2 separate regions of the Homo sapiens genome follow, and region 1 is linked to region 2. Evidence: read pairs that join two places in POLR2A ChIA-PET (ENCODE). Cell type or tissue: OCI-LY7. All regions are shown on one strand. Links, peaks and the distances in the headings refer to the core of each region. The heading gives the core; the rest is flanking DNA.

The links. ChIA-PET counts read pairs that join two places held together with the same protein. Peaks named below come from ENCODE experiments on the same cell type or tissue, not always from the same donor. Only the 100,000 strongest peaks of a DNase experiment are listed, where the experiment ranks them.
Region 1: POLR2A ChIA-PET joins it to region 2 with 31 read pairs; 21 of 35 experiments call an interaction of 5 or more read pairs at or near these places.

Annotation. Positions count from the first base shown.
Region 1 is chr19:16,253,796-16,266,287 of GRCh38, forward strand. No RefSeq gene overlaps it. Among named protein-coding and RNA genes, the nearest start is that of AP1M1, 62 kb to the left of the region's middle. RefSeq lists enhancers at 4,691-5,025, 5,891-6,110, 6,541-6,620. In OCI-LY7, for the core only: a CTCF peak has its summit at 6,026 (motif pointing left); DNase peaks (open chromatin) are centred at 3,855, 4,887, 6,246, 6,876 and 1 weaker place; H3K4me3 peaks cover 3,837 bases; H3K27ac peaks cover 4,783 bases.
Region 2 is chr19:16,312,737-16,324,437 of GRCh38, forward strand. It overlaps KLF2-DT (KLF2 divergent transcript), which reads right to left. Exons shown (of 2, transcript NR_186323.1): 1 at 11,571-11,701. Among named protein-coding and RNA genes, the nearest start is that of KLF2-DT, 6.1 kb to the right of the region's middle. RefSeq lists an enhancer at 6,866-6,945, a promoter at 11,400-11,701 and a silencer at 11,608-11,701. In OCI-LY7, for the core only: no CTCF peak of the experiment used is centred there; DNase peaks (open chromatin) are centred at 4,065, 6,987, 9,345, 10,035 and 1 weaker place; H3K4me3 peaks cover 1,683 bases; H3K27ac peaks cover 1,826 bases.

The DNA of each region.
Region 1 (12,492 bases), core at 1,737-9,736, 61 kb before region 2:
CAAGGACTGGCACGTGCCAGCTCCCAAGACAGCAGGCTGGGAGCCTCCCTGCAGCCCAGAACATTCCCATCCCCACGGCAGTTCCTGCAGGGCCCCTCCCCCGCCCCGCCTGCCCTGACGCTGAGCTGAGCACATTTCCCATCCCACCCCTGGCTCTGTTCCATTCCAAGAGAAACAGGTTGCACCTGCACAGTTCCCAGAAGGCCCTGGGCAGCAGGAGGCCAGCCACGTGAGTGGGTGTGTGTGGAGACGTGCAGTCACATTGCAGCCCCCACCATGCCACTGCGCAGGAGGAGCAGGGCCACGGGTAACAGAGCCACTAAGAGGGGCGTGTGGGGCACTGAGCACTCAAGCACTGGAGCCAGCCAGACCTGAGTACCACCCAGGCTCAGCCACTTGCCAGCCTTTACCTCAAAGGAGGGAGGAGGGTTTTTTTTTTTTTTTTTTTTTTGAGAGTCTCACTCTGTCACCCAGGCTGGAGTGCAGTGGTGTGATCTCGGCTCACTGCAACCTCTACCTCCTGAGTTCAAGCAATTCTGTCTCAGCCTCCCTAGTAGCTGGGATTATAGGCATGTGCTACCACACCTGGCTAATTTTTGTATTTTTAGTAGAGACAGGGTTTCACCATGTTGGCCAGGCTGGTCTCGAACCCCTAACCTCAAGTGATCTGCCCGCCTCGGCCTCCCGAAGTGCTGGGATTACAGGCATGAGCCACTGCGCCTGGCCTTCTTCTTTTTTTTTTTTTTTTTTTTTTTTTGAGATGGAGTCTTGCTCTGTCACCCAGGCTGGAGTGCAATGGCACAATCTCAGCTCACTGAAACCTCTGCCTCCCGGGTTCAAGCGATTCTCCTACCTCACAGGAGGGTTCTATGAGGGGGCTTGGGAGATGTGTGCAGGAGGGGCCCCAGCAGGCCGGGAGAGCTACATAATATAACATAAAGTTCACCATTTTTAAAGTGAACAATTTGGTGGCATTCAGTACATTGACAATGTCATCCAACCATGACCTCCACTTCCAAAGGAGACCTCATCCCCATCAGTAGCCATTCCCCATTCCCCTCCCCCAACCCCTGGCAGCCACTCCTCTGCTTCCTGTCCCTATGGATTTGCCTGTTCTGGGCATTTTATATCAGTGGAATCCTACACCGTGTGTCCTTTTGTGTCTGGCTTCTCTCACTCAGCACCGTGTTTTTGGGGGCTCATCACGCTGTAGCATGGGGCAGTGCTTCCTTCCTTTTCATGGCTGCATTGTATTCCATTGTGTGGATGAAACATGTTGTGTTGACCTGTTCACTTGTTAATGGGCACTTGAGTTGCTTCCACTTTGGGGCTATTGTGAATAGCGCTGCTGTGAGTGCATGTGTCTGTGTATGTGTGTGTCTGTCTGTGTGTCTATGTGAGTGTGTGTGTCTGTGTGTCTATGTTGTGTGTCTGTGTGAGTGTGTCTGTGTGTCTGTGTATGTGTGTGTGTCTGTGAATGTGTGTGTCTGTGTGGGTCCATGTGTCTGTGTGTGTACGTGTGTCTGTGTGTGTGTGTACGTGTGTCTGTGAGTGTGTGTGTCTGTGTGTGTGTGTATGTGTGTACAAGGATTTGTTTGGTTCTTCCAACACACTTTTTGTGTTCTATGACCAGGAGATCCAAGTAACTCAGGCCCTTGGAGGGAGGTTCTGATTTACTGAAAAAAAAAAAAAATTCCACATTATACTCATGACTTGAAAAACATTAAAAGAGAACCAAACTGGCTGGTTGCGGTGGCTCACACCTGTAATCCCAGCACTTTGGGAGGCAGAGGTGGGCAGATCACTTGAGGTCAGGAGTTCGAGACCAGCCTCACAAAACCCCATCTCTACTAAAAATACAAAAATTAGCCGGTCGTGGTGTTGGGCACCTGTAATCCCAGCTACTCGGGAGGCTGAGACAGGAGAATCACTTGAACCTGGGAGGTGGAGATTGCAGTGAGGCAATATCGCGCCACTGCACTCCAGCCTGGGTGACAGAGCAAGAATCTATCAAAAAAAGAGAGAGAAAGAGAGGGAGACCCAAACCAACAGTTTTCCCTCACCCCTCGCCCCTCAGCCCCTCCCTATGTTGCGGCTCAAAAGCCCCAAACCCAAGCCAGGGAGTGGGGGACCAGTGCGTGGGCAGACACTGCATCCTCAAGGGTGAACCATCCCGGGAAACTGTAGCCCCTCTGATGGGAGGGAAGGAGAGGACAACCTCAGAACGTCTCAAAGCCAGGCTGCTTCGGGTCACAGGCCTGAGTCCCAAAGCAGGACTGAGCTGGAGGACACAAGGACCTCCCTGAAGCCACGGGGCAGGCAGGGGCAGGAGACCCAGTTTCAGACCCACCTGGAACCTTGGGAGTGGCCTTTAGCTTCCCCTCTCTGTGTGGCTGCTGCCAGGCTCCCAGCACCAGACACTGGCTCCCAAGTATCCTTCTGGTCCCTGAAGTTGGGCTGATGAGAGAAAAAGGTGAACCCTCTCCCCTGCCTTTTTTTTTTTTGAGACGGAGCCTCGCTCTGTCGCCCAGGCTGGAGTGCAATGGCTCCATCTTGGCTCACTGCAACCTCAGCCTCCCAGGTTCAAGCAATTCTCTGCCTCAGCCTCCTGAGTAGCTGGGATTACAGGCACCCACCACCACGCCCTGCTAATTTTTTACTTTTTGTAGAGATGGGTTCTCACTTTGTTGTCCAGGCCAGGCTGGTCTCAAACTCCTGTCTTCCAGTGATCCTCCTGCCTCAGCCTCTGAAAGTGCTGGCATTACAGGCAGGAAGCCACTGCACCCGGCTGAAAAACCCTTTTAGTATCAGAGCACAGGGGCTGGGTGCAGTGACATCACACCTGTAATCTCAGCACTTCGGGAGGCTGAGGCAGGAGTATCGCTTGAGTAGGAGTTTGAGAACAGCCTGGGCAACATAGTGAGACCCCCATCTCTTAAAAAAATAAATAAATAAGTTAATTAACCAGACATAGTGGTGCATGCCTGTAGTCCCAGCTACTAGGGGGGTTGAGGTGGGAGGATCGCTTGAGCTGGGAGTTGGAAACTGCAGTGAGCTATGGTAGCACCTCTGCACTCCAGCCTGGGCGACAGAGTGAGACCGACCCTGTTTTTTTAAAAAGAGAGAGAGAGAATCACAATGTAAGTGAATAGTGTAATATTAAATTTCAGCGTATCCGTTAGATAAAGAAGTGTGGGTATGATGATTTCGCAGAACATAGTGACAAGAAATGTGTCACACTTATACCACATTAAGGATGTTGAGGCCAGGCGTGGTGGCTCACATCTGTAATCCCAGCACTTTGGGAGGCTGAGGCGGGTGGATCACCTGAGGTCAGGAGTTCGAGACCAGCCTGGCCGACATGGTGAAACCCCGTATCTACTAAAAATACAAAAATTAGCCAGGCATGGTGGCAGATGCCTGTGGTCCCAGCTACTTGGGAGGCTGAGGCAGAAGAATAGCTTGAACCTGAGAGGCAGAGGTTGCAGTGAGCTGAGATCACGCCACTGCACTCCAGCCTGGGCAACAAGAGCAAGACTCCATCTCAAAAAAAAAAAAAAAAGGAAGTTGAGTTATGTTACTCTTTCATGCTACTTTAATTTTGTTTCACACTATCTGCCAAAATAAACTCTTTCCTATAACTTAAGATGTGGGTGTATATGTATATGTATACAGATGTAGATGCGTGTAATTTATTATATACTGTTAATTTCACTATTTGGGTTGTAATAACATTATTTTGAAATAAAAATATAATTGTTCAGATTGTGGGGTACATCTGAAGCCCTTAGTCCTTATCGTGTCCTCTTCCGGAAGCTGAGATCTTGGTCAGCAGGTGCAGAGGAAAGAGCCAGGTTTCAGAGCCACAGAATCAGTTTCTCTTGGAATCTCAGGTTCCTTCTCTGTGAAATGGGGATAGTGACACTCTGACTCCAAGCATTCACACATGCTGTTCCCTCAGCGTGGTCATCCCTTCCGTGTCATTTGCCTGGAGAGCTCCTACATATCATTAAACCCCAACTGTGATGTCCCTCCTCCAGGCAGCTGCCGCAGACAGATGCTCCAAATTCTCTCATCCCCACCCGCCTTCCAACCGAGCCCTGATCCTGCAGGCTGTGGCCATCTGTGTCCAGCTCTGTCTCCCTGAGACTGGGGGCTCCTTGAGGACTGGGCTAGGGGACACAAGGGGATGGCGAGTGTTTTATAAAAATGGAGATGCCAGGCTGGGTGCAGTGGCTCACGCCTATAATCCTAGCAGTTTGGGAGGCCGAGGTGGGTGGATCACCTGAGGTCAGGAGTTCGAGACCAGCCTGGCCATCATCGTGAAACCCCGTCTCTACTAAAAATACAAAATTAACCAGGTGTGATGGCACATGCCTGTAATCCCAGCTACTCGGGAGGCTGAGACAGAAGAATCGCTTGAACCCGGGAGGCAGAGGTTGCGGTGAGCCGAGATCGCAACATTGCACTCCAGCCTGGGCAAGAAGAGCAAAACTCCATCTCGAAATAAAAATAAAAATAAAAAATAAATGAAATGGAGACCCCAGTACCCCCCGTTGATAGATAAGAGACTGAGATTTCTAGAGGGGCTCAGCTTCCCTGGGGGACAGCTGTTTAGACCCAGAGCCAATTTTCAACTCTTGGGCAGCCAGACTGCAAGTCCAGTGCTCCTTCCAAAACTTGTGTGTATGGAGAACCCACCACCTGTGCCCTGACCCCCTCCTGGTTCCCCACAGCCCCTGCCCAGGCCAGGACACCCTGTCCCCTGGGTGTCCCTGAGGTCACAGATAAGGCCGCTGGGCCCGGCTATCGGCAGGAAACATCTTGGCAGGACAGGAAGCGCGGCATGGGTCAGCCGCGCCTGCACCCGGCTCAGCCTATCAGCGGCCAGATATTTTGGGAGCCACTATATAAACCCCAACTCGGCTCCAAGCTGTTCCCCGGGGAAGCCTCAGGCTTCATGTTCTGCGGCAGCCCTGAGGCTGCTGGAACACGGGGCCCGGGAGGAGCTCAGGAGCTGAGCGGGACAGAGTGACAGGGGTGGACTCCGTCCGGGCATCACTGCAGGCCAGAGGGTGCTGGCTCTGAATCGAGCTAGCCCCTATTCAGTCCTGGTGCAGACACTCTCACTTGCTGGGCAAGTGGCTTCACCGCCCTGTGCCTCAGTTTCCCCCTCCCCACATCCCTCCTTTGATCCTGTCCCAGGGAAAAACACACCTCCAGGTCCTGGAGCCTTTTCTGAAGTTTCTGGGCCGACATCTGAGGGCCAACCCACTTTCTCCCAATGCAAAGCAGGGCCCAGGAATCTGCATCTTAAAACCTGCCTTGGCCGGGCACAGTGGCTCACACCTGTAATCCCAGCACTTTGGGAGGCTGAGGCGGGTGGATCATGAGGTCAGGCATTCGAGACTAGCCTTGCCAGGATGTTGAAACCCCATCTCTACTAAAATTACAAAGATTAGCCGGGCATGGTGGCTGGTGCCTGTAATCCCAGCTACTCCGGAGGCTGAGGCTGGAGAATCGCTTGAACCTAGGCAGCAGAGGTTGCAGTGAGCTGAGATTGCACCACTGCACTCCAGCCTGGGCAATAAGAGCAAGACTCCGTCTAAACACACACACACACACACACACACACATACACACACACACACACACACACACAACAGGGATCCATACGCAAGCCCAAGCTTCTCAAGTTCAAGAACATACGGTGGGTCCAGCTCCTCCACCCAAAAAGTTCAGTGGACAGGCACCCAGCGTGACACCGCATAACTGCTGAATTTGAGCCACATTATAAGAATGGGCTGTAGTTATTCCCATTTTACAGAAGAGGGGTTGAGGCCCAGAGAGGGGCAGGAAGTTGCCTGAAGCCACACAGCAGCCCAGAGGCCACGCCCTATCAGAATCTCCACCCCGTGCACCTCTCAGGAGATGCTCCAGGGGTGATGTGGCCAGCCAACAAGCAGTGGGGTTAGGATTTGAACCCGGGTCTGCCTGCTCCACGACCCCTTGTTGGCACAGAACAGTGCCATCTTGGGCCCAGTGATGACTGCTCTGGTCCTGAATAACATGCATATTTCTCCCAGGACCAGTAAAAGTGAAACGAAGAAGTGAAATAAAAATACTCAAGAACTCACTGGGGCCCGCAGCCGGCTCCTGACCTCAGAGCCTCGGCCTTTCCTGGGGAGAGGCAAGGGGGCAGGACGGCAGCGCGGGCAGAGGAACCCAAGCGTGGCTATGTAAAGTGGCCGGCCCAGCACCTGCGACTGCCTGCCAGGGCAGGTGATGAAGCGTGCCCGGCCGGCCCCCACCCCAGGCAGCTGCAGCTGGCAAAAGGGAACAGCCACACCACATATAACCTGGCCTGAACTCCACCCAAAACCAGAGCTCGAGGCCTGGCCCGTGCCTGGAAAGCCAGTTTTGGCCCAATGACTCTGGGCAGGTCACTGTCCTTCTCTGGATCTCAGTCTCCCCACTGGCCACAGAAAAGTCTCAGCAGTGGCAGAGGCTCCTGCCTGACCATTCTGACCATCCCAGAATGGAAAGGGAAATCACCTCCCTCATTCTGGAGCCTATACCTCTAATAATATAACCCATGGGCCTAGCAGCTTGCTGGGCAGCTATGTCACAGGCAATGGGCCCCTTCAGGTGTCCCTGAAGTCCTCATCCCTGCCCACCTTTCTTTAAGATCTGGTGGGGACTGGGGGTCAAGATGTCTTCTAGTTCATGCCACACAACCACTTGGCTCAGTTTGCTGCCAGGGAGGCACTGGACTGGCATCTCTTTCCTGACGACATGCTCACTGCCAGCCGGGGCAGCCTAGTGTGTGGCTTAGTGAAAGTGGGTGCCTCCTTCAGAGTGGCTCAGTCCCCACCCTGCCCTGCTCTGCCATCCAGCCACCTGGGACTGCTGACAGAGACCTAAGTCAGTCCTTCTCTAGGTTAAATGCCCTAAAGCCTCCAGGGCCTTCTCCCAGGACACCACTTAGAAGTGTGTATACACATACACACACACACACCATGGTGGTCTTCCCCAAACCTGCCACTATCCATCTATCCCCATTTTGAAGTGGCAGGGCCCCCTGCCTGACAGCATTGACCAGCCCAGAATGGAGAGGGAAATCACCTTCCCCATTCTGGAGTCTATACCTCCAGTAATGCAACCCATGGGCTCAGCGGCTTGCTGGACACCTATGTCATAGGCAATGGGCCCGTTCACGTAACCATTCGTCAATTCCAAATATTGAGCCCCACAAGGGAGCTTTGATGAAGGTGGTGGGGATGGGGATGTCTTGTTTCTTTTTCTCTCTCTTTTCTTTTTTGGTAGAGATGGGATCTTGCTATGTACCCAGGCTGGACTTGAACTCCCCCTGGCCTCAAGCAATCCTCCTGCCTCGACCTCCCAAAATGCTAGGATTACAGGCATGAGCCACCAAGCCCAGCCGGAGTGTCCTGTTTCTTGAGCTGGCTGCTGGTTACCTGGGCATAGTCCCTTTATGAGAAGTTACAGAACTGTGTACCTAGGATTTGGGTACTTTAATGTCTGTATGTTTTCCTTGAATAAAATATTTTAAAAGAAGAAAAGGAAAGAAAGCAGTTTGATGTCTCGGACTGAGAATGAAAGCTAAGTAGATAATAACTAGGTGAGGTTTGAGGGCATGGATGGATTCGGGAAGGGCACTGCAGGCAAGAGGCACGGCGCGGCTAAGGCCTGGTGTCCTGAGGCAGCCTTGGTGTTTGAGGGACCTGGCAGAGGCCCGTGTGGCTGGGTGGGGGCAGGGACCAGCCATGCAGACCCTCAAAAGCCACAGCAGGGTGCATGGATGTTACCCCGAGACAGGTGCCAAGCCGAGAAGTTTAAGTGGAGGCTGATGATTAAGTGGAATGGACATGTGGAAGGGCGGTTGAAGCCATGAGCAAGGGCATTTATGATTGAGTGGTAAAGGGTTGCTCAGCCCATCTGCCAGAGGGGAATACTGAGGCCCGGTGAATCCAGGCTGCTTGGCTACAAGTAGGAGGTGGAGGGGCAATGTGAGCCTGGCCCAGCTCGCCCAAGGGCCACTTTCTCCCAGCTGCACCCACTTGGAGAGTGGTCACAACCTCTGTGCCCAAGAATCAGCCAGATCTCCCAAGTTTGAGTCTCACTCTGAGCTCACTGGCCTCAGTGTCCTCACCTGTCAAACGGGGGCCTGGGAGGGTGAGTCTCATCTTCGACCCCTCTGCAGGCAGCCCAGCGACTCTTTACCACGGATTTCACTGCGATTCCAGCCAAGAGTGCCTGGGCAGTGGAGGGGGCATTTCATAACCCGAGCACTGCAGAGGTGGCTTTTCTGAGAAGCCCGGCCCCAAGGAGGAAACTCTCTGATCTTCGAATGCCGTGGGGGTGGGGGTGGCACCCTCAGCTTGCACCAGGAAAAACTCTGGGGGAAGGGGAGAAGGTAGGAGTTCTAAAAAGAAATAACTCAGTAATGCAAATTCAGCCGCATTGGGGGAAATGGAAGAAGTAAAAAGGCACTGATGAGAAGGGACTCGTGCCACACGCAGGGCAGGGGGTTCGGGGACACCATCTGGGCAGATCACCACCCAGGCACCCTTGCCACAGCTCCTGGCCTTACCTCGAGCCTTTATCCGGGCTGCACCTTGACCTGGGGTCTCCTTCCCCTAAACCTCCCCATAGGGAATCTTTCTCTTCTCTGACCCCTAAAGGCGACCTCATACCCTTTCACCAGTCACACCCAGTTACACTGTGTCCCCCAGCTCCTGGCCATCACTAAGCCACCTTCTGTCTCTACAGATTTGCCTGTTCCAGACACTTCAGGCCCCTCAGTATCACCCCCACTGTGGTCTTGTCTTCAACTGTGGTCTCTCCAGAGTCACCTTGGTTTTCTGCCTTTTGCTCGTCCATCCCCACCGCTACCCGTGGGAGGGCAGGACCCAGCTGGCTTTCTCCCTGCTTCTCCATCCATCCTACTTCTGACTCCCCAGCCTGGAGCCTGGCACCGAAAGGCGCTCAGTAAATATTTGCTGGCTGAATACACGGGGTCAGGCCCACCTTATCTTTAGCAGGGAGTGTTATCAGCTTGGCTCGGGACCAAACTCCAGCTCAGCTTGGGCCATCCCTCCTACAAGCCCCAGTTCTTCTCAGCTAAACAACAGGTCTGGGGGGTGACACTTCTCGCCAGGGGTCCCCAAAGATAACCCACAGCACATAGAAAGCCAGGCACACCTGGCATGGCGCAGTGGCTCACGCCTGTAATCCCAGCACTTTGGGAGGACGGGGCAGGAAGATCACTTGAGCTCAGGAGTTTGAGACCAGCCTGACCAACATGGTGAAACCCTATCTCTACTAAAAATACAGAAATTAGCTAGGCGTGGTGAAAGGTGCCTGTAATTCCAGCTACTCAGGAGGCTGAGGCAGGAAGATCGCTTGAACCCGGGAGGCAGAGTTTGCAGTGAGCTGAGATTGCGCCACTGCACCCCAGCCTGAGTGACAGAGCGAGACTGTCTCAAAAAAAAAAAAAAAAAAAAAAAAGGCCAGGCACACCGGAGATACCCAGCCACTGTCATTTCCCCCAGGGGTGTCCCCTTGCTGATCCCTGGATGGGGCTCTGTCTTCCTCCCCCACCAGGCAAAGAGAGGATAAAAGTGACCAGTGAGGCTCTGAAGGTGCTGGGTTCTCTCCCCCACCTCCAGCTCTTTCTAAGAAGCCAATGGTGATAACATTCCCCCAAAACAGGAACCAGCGAGGGGCACCCTGTGTTGCAGAAACCTCCCGCAGAAGCTGCCCACCCAGCCCCCGACCCCACGGCCGGCTTCAGGGCCCGCTGGGCACAGCCTGGAAAGATTTTTATGTAAAAGTGGTCGATGCAAATCCAGAAACCTGGGGACCATGAAAAGATCCACTTCCCCTTTAACCCACTCTGGCCTGAGTTGCTGCCACCTGGGCACGGCTGCTGGACATAGGCCTCCCTGACCCCCGCTCCCGTTTGCCAAGCCGGCTTCCAGCACCCACAGCGCTTAGGACTTGCTCTGCGCACCGGAGGCCCCAAATCCTGGTTGCTGGGCTAGAGGAACAGGGAGCAGGAACGGCTCATGTAGACCCCCAAACCCCCTGCCCTGAAGCAGGAATGATCCCAGCAGCTAGATCTGACTTTTTTTTTTTTTTTTTAAGACGGAGTCTTGCTCTGTCGCCAGACTGGAGTGCAGTGGCATGATCTCGGCTCACTGCAACCTCCGCCTCCCAGGCTCAAGAGACTCTCCTGCCTCAGCCTTCCAAGTAGCTGGCATTATAGGTGCCCCCCCACTTCGCCCGGCTAATTTTTATATTTTTAGTAGGGATGGGATTTCACCACATTGGCCAGGCTGGTCTTGAACTCCTGGCCTCAAGTGATCTGCCTGCCTCAGACTCCCAAAGTGCTGGGATTACAGGTGTGAGCCACCGTGCCTGGCTGCTAGCTCTGACTTTTAAAAAAAAATTGAGATAAAATTCACACAACATAAATTCACCATTTTATTTTGATTTTTTTCAGACAGGATTTTACTCTGTCACCCAGGCTGGAGTGCAGCAGGTTCATCATGGCTCAGTACAGACTTGACCTCCTGTGCTCCAGTGATCCTCCCACCTCAGCCTCCCGAGTAGCTAGCTGGGACTACAGGCATGCACCACCACACCCAGCTAACTTTTACATTTTTTGTAGAGACGGGGTCACACTGTTGCCCAGGCTGGTCTTGAACTCCTGGGCTCAAGCGATCCTCCTGCCTCGGCTTCCCAAAGTGTTGGGAATACAGACGTGAGCCACTGCACCTGGGTTGAATTTTTAAATTTTTATTTTATTTATTTATTTATTTTGAGACGGAATTTCACTCTCCTTACCCAGGCTGGAGTGCAATGGTGTGATCTCGGCTCAGGGCAGCCTCTGCCTCCCAGGTTTAGGTGATTCTCCTGTCTTAGCCTCCTGAGTAGCTGGGATTACAGGCGCCTGCCACCACGCCCAGATAATTTTCTTATTTTTAGTAGAGATGGGGTTTCACCATGTTGGCCAGGCTGGTCTCGAACTCCTCACCTCAGGCAATGCACTATCTTTGGCCTCCCAAAGTGCTGGGATTACAGGCATGAGCCACCACGCCCGGCCAACTTTTTAAAAAATTGAAATAAAATTCACACAACACAAAATTCACCATTTGCTTTAAAGTATATGATTCAGTGGGTTTGGGGCACACTCATGAGGTTGTACAACCATCACCTATACCTAATTTCAGAACATTTTATCCCCTCAAAGGGAAACCCCGTCTCCAACTGAGTTGGCCACCTCAGAAGTGACTGAGAAGCAGTCACTTATCCCCCTCCCCAGAACCCTGACAACCACAAATCTGCTTTCTGTCTTTGGATTCGCCTGTTTTGGACAGCCATGAAGTGGGCAAAATAACATTGAGTGAAATCTTTGTGATGGAGAAAAATAGGTCATGACATGGTAGGTGGGACCCGGAGGGTCATTTTAGCCGAGAAGGTCAAGGAGGTTCTCTCTGAGGAGGTGACATTTAAGCTGAGACCAGCAGGAGATAAAGGAGTGGCTGAAGGGAACAGCATTTGCAGCAGAGGGAACAGACAGTGCCAAGACCCTGAGGCAGGACCATGCCTGGTGTGATCATGGAACTGTGGGGAGGCTGGTGTGTTGGGGAGGCTGGTGTGCAGGAGGAGATGGGGTCACAGGGTGGCCGGGGCCAGACCACAGAGCCTTGAGGGCCTCAGTGAGAGGTTTGTGTTTTGTCTTGTTTTGTTGTTTGTCTGTCTCTGAGATGGAGTCTGGCTCTGTCACCCAGGCTGGAGTGCAGTGGTGCAATCTCAGCTCACTGTAACCTCCACCTCCCGGGTTCAAGCAATTCTCCTGCCTCAGCCTCCTGAATAGCTGGGATTACAGGTGCGAGCCACCATGCCTGGCTAATTTTTGTATTTTTAGTAAAGATAAGGCTTCACCATGTTGGCCAGGCTAGTCTCGAACTCCCAGCCTCAAGTCATCCGCCCACCTCGTCCTCCCAAAGTGCTGGGATTACAGGTGTGAGCCACTGTGCCCGGCCAGGTTTGGGTTTTATTTCAAACCTGGGACAGGGCTCCGTTCTCCACCACTGCTCTAAAAATATTTATTGAAAGAAGAGGGACATACCACAGAGTCAGCCCTACCTTTGGTGCTTCAGGCCTTCAAATGGAGACCCCAGGGTGCAAGGAATTCAGGTCTTTGCAGACCTTCCTGTGGAAGATGGAACAGTGTGAAACTGCATGGAACAGCATGGATGCATTTGGGAACTGCGTGGAGGCTCTGTCTCCTGTAAGGCAGAACTGAGTTGGCCGCCCCAGGGACTGAGTCCCTGGCCACCTCCTGCCAGCCACAAAGACCGTGCTGCCCACGACGTGCTGTTGCTTCATGGTGACTTGACTGTGATACAAAGAGGCCACCAACCTGGACAGGGAAACCTGAGCTTTCTGCAAGCTCCCCAG
Region 2 (11,701 bases), core at 3,702-11,701:
ACGCATACTGAGGCCAGGCACGGTGTTTCACACCTGTAATCCCAGTACTTTGGGAGCCTGAGGTGGGCAGATCACCTGAGGTCAGGAGTTCGAGACCAGCCTGGTCAACATGGTGAAACCTTGTCTCTACTAAAAATACAAAAATTAGCCAGGCATGGTGGCACACTCCTGTAGTCCCAGCTACTCGGGAGGCTAAGGCACAAGAATTGCTTGAACCGGGAGGTGGAGGTTGCCGTGAGCCAAGATTGCGCCACTGCACTCCAGCCTGGGCAACAGAGAAAGACTCCATCTCAAAAAAAAAAAAAAAAAAAAAAAAAAAGCATACTGAGAGGCAGCGATAGTCTGGGAATTCAGTCCAGACTCTGGAGTTGAACATAGCTCTGCTGGCTTCTCCCTGTGCTTGAAGCTAACGTCTCTAAGCTTTGGCCAGAGTCAAGATTTTCTGCCTTGTGGGCCACGTGGTCCCTTTCAAAATGACTCAACTCTGTCGTCATCCCAGGAAAGTAGCCATTGCCAGGCGCAGTGGCTCATGCCTGTAATCCCGACACTTTAGAAGGCCAAGGCAGGATAGGATCTCTTCAGGCAAGGAGTTCGAAACCAGTATGGACAACACAGACCCTGTCTCTACAAAAAATCAGCCGAGCGTGGTAGCCCACGCCTGTAGTTCCAAGCTACTTGGGAGGCTGAGGTGGGAGGATCAACTGAGCTCAGGAGGTCAAGGCTGCAGTGAGCTGTGATCGTGCCACTGCACTCCAGCCTGGAAGACAGAGCCAGACCCTGTCTCAAAAAGAAAAAAAGTAGCTATAGATGATGGATCTATGAATGGGTATCACTGACAGTAAGATGTATTTATGCACACTGAAATTTGATTTTCATATAATGTTTGTGTTTCACGAAGTACTATTCTTTTTTTTCCAACCATTCATAAATGTAAATCCATGCTTAGCTCATGGGCCAAATGAAAGCTGCAGTGCCCACATATTATATGATTCCATTCATATAAAAATGTTGGCTGGTGCAGTGGCTCACGCTTGTAATCCCACCACTCTGGGAGGCCGAGGCGGGCAGATCACCTGAGGTCAGGAGTTGGAGACCAGCCTGACCAACACAGTGAAACCCTGTCTCTACAAAAAATACAAAAGTTAGCCAACATGGAGAAACCCTGTCTCTAGTAAAAATACAAAATTAGCCGGGTGTGGTGGCAGGTGCCTGTAATCCCAGCTACTCAGGAGGTTGAGACAAGAGAATCGCTTGAACCCGGAGGCAGAGGTTGCAGTAAGCCGAGATCGCGCCATTGCACTCCAGCCTGGGCAACAGAGCCAGACTCCGTCTCAAGGAAAAAAAAAAAAAAAAAAGCCTAGAACAGGCAAATCCATAGAGACAGGAAGCAGATTGGTGGTTGCCAGGGGCTGGGGGAGGGGAGTGGGGAGTGACTGCTGATGGGGACAGGGTTTTCTTTGGCGGCGACAGAAATGTTCTGCAGCCAGACAGAGGTGACATTCGCAGAGCACTGAATGTAGCAAATGCCACTGAATTGTGCACTTTAAAATAGTGAATTTCAGCTGGGCGCAGTGGCTCACGCCTGTAATCCCAGCACTTTGGGAGGCCGAGGCTGGTGGATCACCTGAGGTTGAGAGTTCGAGACCACCCTGACTAACACGGTGAAACCCCATCTCTACAAAAAATACAAAAGTTAGCCAGGTGGAGTGGCGCACGTCTGTAATCCCAGCTACTTGGGAGGCTGAGACAGAAGAATCACTTGAACCTGGGAGATGGAGGCTGCAGTGAGCCGAGGTCGCGCCACTGTACTCCAGCCTGGGAGACAGAGTGACTGTCTCAAAAATAAATAAATAAATGAAATAAAATAAAATGGTTAATTTCAGGTTATGTGAGCTTCACCTCGATAAGAACATATATACATATGGATATAATTTACATAGGAATATGCATAGAATGTAAAGAATTACACTATTGATATTTTGATTTTTTTTTAAGCTGCAAGCCACCATTTGCCAGCCTCCAATTAAGATAAATAAAAATAGCTCCCAGAGATGGAAGGGTTCTTCTAGGAAAAATCTTTTTTTTTTTTTTTTTTTTTTTTTGAGAGAGAGAGAGTTTCGCTCTTGTTGCCCAGGCTGGAGTGCAATGGCGCCATCTCGGCTCACTGCAACCTCCGCCTCCAGGGTTCAAGCGATTCTCCTGTCTGCTACCTTCATAAACACATGATGGGCAGGCATTCTCATGCCCCTTTGACGAATGAGGGACTGAAGTTCAAAAAGAAAACATCAGGCCAGCGCAGTGGCCCACGCCTGTGATCCCAACACTTTGGGAGGCTGAGGCAGGCGGATCATCACTGGGATCAGGAGTTTGAGACCAGCCTACCCAATATGGTGAAACCCCGTCTCTATTGAAAATATAAAAATTAGCTGGGCGTGGTGGCACATGTCTGTAATCCCAGCTATTCAGGAGACTGAGGCGGGAAAATTGCTTGAACCTGGGAGGCAGAGGGTTGCAGTGAGCTGAGATTGCGCCACTGCACTCCAGCCTGGGCAACAGGGCGAGACTCCATCTCAAAAAAAAAAAAAAAAAGAATATCATTCACTCAAGGTCAACAAGTACAAGTGCCAGAATCTAAACTCAGGGCTCCAGCTGTCCATCGCTTACCTCACTGAACAGACCAACTGGGAGGATTAAATGAGAAAATACATCCAGACAAGCCTGGCCAACATGGTGAGACTCCCGTCTCTACTTAAAATACAAAAATTAGCCAGGTGTAGTGGCGTGTGCCTGTAATCCCAGCTACTTGGGAGGCTGAGGCAGGAGAATCACTTGAACCTGGGTGGTGGAGGTTGCAGTGAGCCGAGATCGTGCCACTTCACTCCAGCCTGGGTGACAGAGTGAGACCTGGTCTCAAAAAAAAAAAAAAAGAAAATACATCCAGATCCTCAGCATAGGGCCTGGTATACATTAGGTGCTCAGTAAGTATTGCTCTCTCCCCCTCTTCTGTCCTGTGTGTCAATAAGAGCGAGGCAGTAATGGCCTGGCTGGCAAGAAGATGATGAGAGGTTCTGATGGGAACCCATCAGTCATCAGCCCAGTGCAATCCCGCATCTTCCCCAAGCACTCGCGACCTATTTATGTAGTAGTAAGAAAACTCCAGAGGCAGGGCCAGGCGTGGCGGCTCAGGTCTGTAATCCCAGTGCTTTGATAGGCAAGGGCAGAAGGATCGCTTGAGCCCAGGGGTTTGAGGCTGCAGTGACCTATGATCACACCACTATACTCCAGCCTGGGAGACAGAGCGAGACCCTGTCAAAACACACACACACACACACACACACACACACAAACTCCAGAGACAACCAGGCAAATCACAAAGTGACCTTTCCTATCAGACCTCAGCTCCAAGCATTGCAGCGACAAGGTGGTGACCCGAGATAAGAAGCGCACTTGCAGAGGGTGCCTCTGCCCGTATCTCTCCGCATCCTCAAGAAACACAGAACTATCAAACATTTTTGCAACATGAGGAGCCAAGTTTTGCAACATACTGAAAAAGGGTTGTGCAAACTTCAGCAGAAACACCCCAATTGCCCCAGCTGGGAGTCATCATCCAGTTGCTGCTGTAATGTGATTGTAATTCCTCCAGTGTTCATAATTTGTCTTGGAAGCTCAGCTGTATTTTACATGACGTGTTTTCTGTAGAATTCCTGAGTACTTGCTCTTGGGATCTGAGCCAAGTGCACACAATAGCTATTTGGGGCAAAACAGCTGGTAAAGAGAAAGGCAGCTTAGACCCTGAAGAAAAGTGGAAAGAATTCAAGGTTACTAGAAATGTCCAGGGCCCAGTAAAAGAAGATTGTAATCTCTCTATGTGCAGAAACAGGCCATATACTTCATCAGTTTCCTCTCCATGCTCAGCTCAGCATGGAGCGGAAGCTCAGTATTTATTTGTGGCTCAGACGAAAAACTTCTTGTTTGCAAGTTTCCTGAGCCCTTGAAGACAGCCTGGCAGGAGACAACAAATGCAAAGCTGCACACGTACCACTTATCCAATCCCCTGTTAGTGACAGACATCACCAGTCAATCAGTCAATCACAGACATGACCAATCCATCACAGCACTGGGCCTGGCTACAACCTCAGAATCTGCACCAGCACAGTGCTAAAAGCAACTATTATCAACAGATTTGAGGAAAATATTCTGCCTCCTTGGTCTACATTTATAATGTTGAGTTGTTAGGAGAAGATAAGGGGCAGCAAGAAAGAGATGACAATAAGATAATCACCATCGAGGCTGGGCACTGTGGCTCATGCCTGTAATCCCAGCACTTTGGGAGGCTTAGGCAGGAAGATCACTTGAGCCCAGGGGTTCGAGACCAGCCTGGGCAACAAAGTGAGACCCTGTCTCTACAAAGATTAAAAATTAGCCAGCCAGGCCAGGCACGGTGGCTCACGCCTGTAATCCCAGCACTTTGGGAGGCCAAGGCGGGCAGATCACCTGAGGTTGGGGGCTCAAGACCAGCCTGACCAACATGGAGAAACCCAGTCTGTACTAAAAATACAAAATTAGCCGGGCATAGTGGCGCATGCCTGTAATCCCAGCTACTCGGGAGGCTGAGGCAGGAGAACTGCTTGAACCCAGGAGGCAGAGGTTGTGGTGAGCAGAGGTCGCACCATTGCACTCCAGCCTGGGCAACAAGAGCAAAACTCCATCTCAAAAATTAATTAATTAATTAATTAAATAAAAATTAGCCAGTCGAGGTAGTGCACACCTGTAATCCCAGCTACTCAGGAGGCTGAGGCGGGAGTATTGCTTGAGCCTGGAAGTTGAAGGCTGCAGTGAACTATGATCGCATCTCTGCATTCCAGCCTGGGTGACCCTGTCTCCAAAAAACAAATCATCATCAGGAAACATAAAGTTCCCAACAGTGGCCAGGTGTGGTGGCTCACGCCTGTAATCCCAACACTTTGGGAGGCCTAGGTGAGTGGATCACCTGAGGTCAGGAGTTTTAGACCGAGTCTCCCTCTGTCACCCAGGCTGGAGTGCAGTGGCATGATCTTGGCTCCCTGCAACCCTGCCTCCCAGATTCAAGTGATTCTCCTGCCTCAGCCTCCCAAGTAGCTGGGACTACAGATGTGTGCCACCATGCCTGGCTAATTTTGCTTTGTTTTTGAGATGAAGTCTCGCTCTGCTGCCCAGGACGGAGTACAATCAGCTCACTGCAACCTCCACCTTCCAGGTTCAAGGGATTCTCCTGCCTCAGCCTCCCAAGTTCCCAAGTAGTTGGGATTACAGGCACCTGCCACCATCCCTGGCTAATTTTTCTATTTTTAGCAGAGATGGAGTTTCACTATGTTGGTCAGGCTGGTCTTGAACCTCAGGTGATCCACCCACCTCAGCCTCCCAAAGTGCTGGGATTACAGGCATGAGCCACCACACCCAGCTAATTTTTGTATTTTTAGTAGAGACGAGGTTTCACCGTGTTGGCCAGGCTGGTTTCAAACTCCTGACCTCAAATGATCCACCCGCCTCGGCCTCCCAAAGTGCTGGGATTACAGGCGTGAGCCACCGCACCCAGCCAAGGCTTGCAGAGCTCTGAGGGTAAAGTCACCTAACTAGTTCCAGGCAGGGCTGAGAATGTGACTTCATGCCCGGTGCTCTTTCTCCAACATCATCATTGGCTGGGACTTCACGAGGACAGATACCTGTGCAGGCAGATGCCAACCAGATAGCAGGTTCATAGGACAACAGCAGGAGCGGGTCTGTGCTCCAGGCCCCCTCCCAGTGCCAAGCCTCTCCTGCACAGAGAGATTCCACAGTGCCTGAGATCCCCTAAAAGGCTCATTCACTCATCTTCACAATCAGCCAGCAAGTACTGTTGAACACTGACAAATGCCATCTCATATTCTCAAAAGGAAACTGAGGCTCCGAGAGGTTAAGTGGCTTGCCTAAGGTCACACAGCTAATGTGGCAATTAAAATTCTTCTAGGTCGGGCACGGTGGCTCATGCCTGTAATACCAGCACTTTGGGAAGCCAAGGCAGGAGGATCACTTGAGGCCAGCCAGGAGTTAAAGACCAATCTGGGCAACACACTGAAACCTCATTTCTCTTTTTTTTTTTTTTTTTTTTTTGAGACAGAGTCTCGCTCTATCGTCCAGGCTGGAGCACAGTGGTGCGATCTCGGCTCACTGCAACCTCCACCTCCCGGGTTCAAGCAATTCTCTGCCTCAGCCTCCTGAGTAGCTGGGACTATAGGCGCTCACCACAACGCCTGGCTAATTTTTGTATTTTTAGTAGAGACAAGGTTTCACCATGTTGGCCAGGCTGGTCTTGAACTCCTGACCTCGAGATCCACCCGCCTCAGCCTCCCAAAGTGCTGGGATTACAGGCGTGAGCCAACATTCCCGCTTTTTTCTTTTCTTTTTTTTTTTTGAGACAGGTTCTCACTCTGTCGCCTGGGCTGGAGAACAGTGGCACGAACTCAGCTCACTGCAGCCTCTGCCTCCCGGGTTCAAGCGATTCTCATGCCTCAGCCTCCCGAGTAGCTGGGATTACAGGCACGTGCCACCACGACCAGCTGATTTTTGTAGTTTTTGTAGAGACGGGGTTTCACCACGGTCTCTTTTCACGCTGGTCTTGAACTCCCGACCTCAGGTGATCTGCCCACCTCAGCCTCCCAAAGTGCTGACATTACAGGTGTGAGCCACTACACCTGGCCCACAAGACCAGCCCACGAGACCTCATTTCTGTAAAATAAAATGAAAAGTTCGTGTTCTTTCCATGCACTGGCAGCTCTCTGCATTGGTTCTGCTGGCCAGGCACTCTGCTGAAATGTTTCACGCTGCCCTGGGAGGTCCTCAGTGGGTGGCCACTGTCTTTACATCACTTTTGTTTCAACAAATCGGGTCCACAGCTGGGCCCAGGGGGACACAGAGATGAGTCAAGGGAGGCCCCTGTCTTGAGGGGTTCACCGTCTGGGGAGGAAGCCAGGCGGGAGAACAGCTGGTTACCACGATGTATGAGTTTCCTGTGGTGGCCGCAACAAAAGACATAGACTGGGTGGCTTCCAACAATGGAAATGTATTCCCCACAGTTTTGGAGGCCAAAAGCCCAAAATCAAGGCATCAGCAGGGTTGGTTCCCTCTGGAGGCTCCGAGGGAGAATCTTTTTTTTTTTTTTTTTTAGATGGAGTCTCACTCTGTTGCCCAGGCTGGAGTGCAGTGAGTGCAATCTCGGCTCACTGCAGCCTCTGCCTTCCAGGCTCAAGCGATCCTCCCACCTCAACCTCCCGAGTAACTGGGACCACAGGTATGCGCCACCATGCCCAGCCAATTTTTGTATTTTTTGTAGCGAGGGGGTCTCACTTTGTTACCCAGGCTGGTCTCAAACTCCTGGGCTCCAGTAATACTCCTGCCTCGGCCTCCCAAAATGTTGGAATTACAGACGTGAGCCACCACACCCAGCCATCTGAGAAAGAATCTGTTCCCTTGGCTAGGTGCAGTGGCTCAAGCCTGTAATCCCAGCACTTTGGGAGGCTGAGGCAGGCAGATCACTTGAGGTCAGAAGCTCAAAACCAGCCTGGCCAACAGGATGAAGCCCCATCTCTACTAAAAATACAAAAATTAACCGGGCATGGTGGCATGCACCTGTAATCCCAGCTACTTGGGAGGCTGAGGCACAAGAATTGTTTGAACCCAAGGGGTGGAGGCTGCAGTGAGCCAAGATCACGCCACTGCACTCCAGCCTGGGCTACAGAGGGAGACTCTATCTAAAAAAAAAAAAAAAGAAACAAAAAGAATCTTTTCCCAGTTTTGCTGCTGGTGGCTCCGGAGATATCCCTGGGCCTGTGGCTGCCTCACTCCAATCTCTGGCCATCTTCACATGCCCTTCTTCTCTGTGTTTGTGTTCCTGCGTCCTTTCTCTCCTAAGGACTCTTGTCGCTGGATCAGGGCACACCTTAATCCAGGATGGTCTCACCTCAAGACGCTTCATGATGTCTGCAGAGAAACTCTTTTTGTTTTTGAGACAGTCTCACTCTGTCGCCCAGGCTGGAGTGCAAGGGTGCGATCTCGGCTCACTGCAACCTCCACCTCTCGGATTCAAGTGATTCTCCTGCCTCAGCCTCCCAAGTAGCTGGGACTACAGGCGCAAGCCACCGTGCCTGGCTAATTTTATATTTTTAGTAGAGACGGGGTTTCCATGTTAGCCAGGCTGGTCTTGAACACCTGACCTCAGGTGATCCACCTGCCTCGGCCTCCCAAAGTGCTTGGATTACAGGCGTGAGCCACTGTGCCCAGCCAAAGAAACTCTTTCTAAATAAGGTCATAGTCACAGGTGCCAGGGATTGAGACTCAGACATTTCTTTGTGGGGCCACTATTTAACCCATTACTCATGGATTGAATTACTCATGGCAAGACCCTGTCTCTACAAACAAAAATCAGCCAGGCATAATGGTGCACATCTGTAGTCCCAGCTGCTTGGGAGGCTGAGCTGGGAGGATGGCTTGAGCCTAGGAGTTTGAGGCTACAGTGAGCCATGACCGCGTCACTGCACTCCAGCCTGGATGACAGAGCAAGACCCTGTGTCAAGATAAATAAATAAATAAACTATGGATTATTATTATTATTAGTTAATAACAATATATTCCTCTCTGCTCAGTAATTGTCACAAATGCACCACACTAATGCAAGATGATAATAGGAGAAAGGTTGGGGTGGTGCGAGGGGTGCTACCTGGGAACGCCGTGTACTTCGTGCTCAATTTTTCTGTAAACCTAAAACTGCTGTAGAAAATAAAAGTCCAGACCAGGCGCTGTGAGTCACGCCTCCCAAATCCCAGCACTTTGGGAGGCCAAGGCGGGCGGATCACTTGAGGTCAGGAGTTTGAGACCAGCCTGGCCAACATGGTGAAACTCTGTCTCTACTAAAACAAAACAAACAAACAAACAAAAATTAGCTGGGCATGGTGGCGGGTGCCTGTAATCCCAGCTACCTAGGAGGCTGAGGCAGGAGAATCCCTGGAACCCGGGAGGCGGAAGCTGCAGTGAGCCAAGATTGAGCCACTGCATTCCAGCCTGGGCAACAGAGCAAGACTCTGTCTCAAAAATAAACAAATAAATAAAGTACGTTAGTTAAGGGAGGTTGAAAAAAAAGAGAGAGAGAGAGACAGGCAGAGACGACGGAGCTTCACAATTGGAAATGGAAAGAAAGGAACGCTGGTCGGGGGCGCAGTGAGCGCAGAGGGGAATGTGCTTGGTGTGTTTCAGGACCCAAACAGAGACAGTGAGAGAGGAGGAAGGCAGAGAGGTACCTCAGACAAGCTGCAGGTGCCAGTGAGCAAGGCTCAGAGGCCCAGGGGACCAAGGTGCTCTCTGACAAACTAGAGGGATGCTGTGGTCAGAGGTCTTTTTTTTTTTTTTTTTCTTTTAATTAGACAGAGTCTTACTCTGTCACCCTGTCACCCAGGCTGGAGTGCAGTGGCACGGTCTCGGCTCACTGCAACCTCCACCTCCCAAGTTCAAGCGATTCTAGCCTCTTCAGTAGCTGGGATTATAGGCACACGCCACCACGCCCGGCTAATTTTTGTATTTTTAGTAGAGACAGGGTTTCACCGTGTTGACCAGGCTAGTCTCCAACTTCTAACCGCAAGTGATCTGCCCGCCTCAGCCTTCCAAAGTGCTGGGATTACAGGTGTGAGCCACTGCGCCCAGCCGACGGTCTTGGCCAAAGCAAAGGAACAAACAAACAAAAACCCTTCCCGGCAGCTGCCCAGGCATCCCATATCCTTGAGGAGAAATTCCTGATTCCCTTAATCTTTCCATCATTATCATACGGGGAAACTGAGGCCCAGAGAAAGGCAATTCAATTCCCAAAGCACACAAGCAGGCCCATCTCCCAAGCGCTGGTAGAGAATTCAGTGTCACACAAGATGTCACCTACTTCCACAACAAAGAAAAGAGCCTGTGTGAACTCACAATAGCCATTTGGGGTAAGGTACTATTCTTATCTGCATTTCGAAGATTGAGGAGGCAAGCCCAAACAGCCAAAGCCACTGGTTCAAGGTCACACAGCGCGTGCTCAGTGGCTGAGGCTGACTCGCAGCCATTTCAGTGGCAACTGCAGAAAGCAAGTTTGTATTCAACTTGAAGTCTCCGGTGACTGGGTTTGGTGGGGGCTGCAGAGGGGACCCTGCAGAGTGCATTTCTGCAGAGGCTGAGAGTCCAAGCTTCCAGGGCAGGAGCTGCCTGCATCCCTCACCACCTGGCTCCAAGTTCCTCCTTGGGATGCTCTTCCTCCCATACCCACATGGTCCCCAATGACTTTTTCACATTAGCTCACATTTCACCCCCTGGGTGAGATTCAGAATTTCCCCATTTTCTCCTTCCCACTCCCTCATCTCACACTCACTTTCTAGTCCCTTCTACTGCTCCATTTTTCTTTTTAAACCCCTATCAGTAAGGCCAGGCGCAATGGCTCACACCTGTAATCCCAGCACTTTGGGAGGCCGAGGCGGGTGGATCGCCTGAGCCCAGGACTTCAAGACCAGCCTGGGCAACATAGTGAGACCCCGTCTCTACAAAAAAATACAAAAAAAAAAATTTAGCCAGGCATGGTGGTGTGCACCTTGTAATCCCAGCTACTTGGGAGGCTAAGGCAGGAGGATCTCTTGAGCGCAGGAGTTCGAGGCTGCAGTGAGCTGTGATTGCACTACTACACTCCAGACTGGGCAACAGAGGGAGACCCTGTCTCAAAAAAACTCAAATGAATAAACCTCTATCCTTCCCTCCTTCACTAAAGTGGAGGTCCCCTAGGGCAGGGATCTTGTCTATCTCTTGGTTACTGTGTCCCCAGTGCCTACCCAGGGCTGGCAGACAGTTGTAACAGGAGTGACAGTCCCTGGCCAGCAGGGATATGGTGTGGGGGACAGAGGTGGAGCATTGAAGGGACCCATTGGGCAGCATTGTCCTCTGATGCCCCCGATGCTGGAGCTGTATTGGGGGAATGACTGTCATCACCGTCCTCTGAGTTACTTAATTCATTTATGGAAGTCAGTAAAGGAACCCAGCCTGCCTGTGCCTGCCGCAACTCCAACTTCTCCCAGCCACCTCTGCCTCAGTTTCCCTGCACTTGACGGGCTTATTGAGGTTGGGGAGGAGGGGGTGGGTGTCTCAAATGTCAAAGATTTAATGTGTCTTGATGTTACCACACAAAAGTTTTGTTTTGTTTGTTTTTTTGAGACAGTCTCCTCTGTCACCCAGGCTGGAGTGTAGTGGTGTGATTGTATCTCACTGCAGCCTCGACCTCCTGGGCTCAAGCGATCCTCCCACCTCAGCCTCCCACTACACCCAGCTAATTTTTTTTATTTTTTAAGAGATGGGGGCCACTGTGTTGCCCAGGCTGGTCTTGAACTCCTGGCCTCGAGTGATCCTCCTGTCTCAGCCTCCCAAAGCGGTGGGATTACAGATGTGACCCACTGCACCAGGTCTACACAAGGTGTTTTTTTTTACAGGGTGATGTGCACACGGTGGGTCCCTCTGGGTGGTCCCACAACAGATGAGGGGCCCAGCCTCACCCATCCATGAATCCTGGAGACTCCAGACTTCCCATCCATCCAGGGTTCTGCAGCCCTCTCTGAGGCTGGAGCCAATCTCCCCTTCCGTCAAGGGATCCGGGGAGACCGCCAAGCCCGGTGCTCCCCTGAGA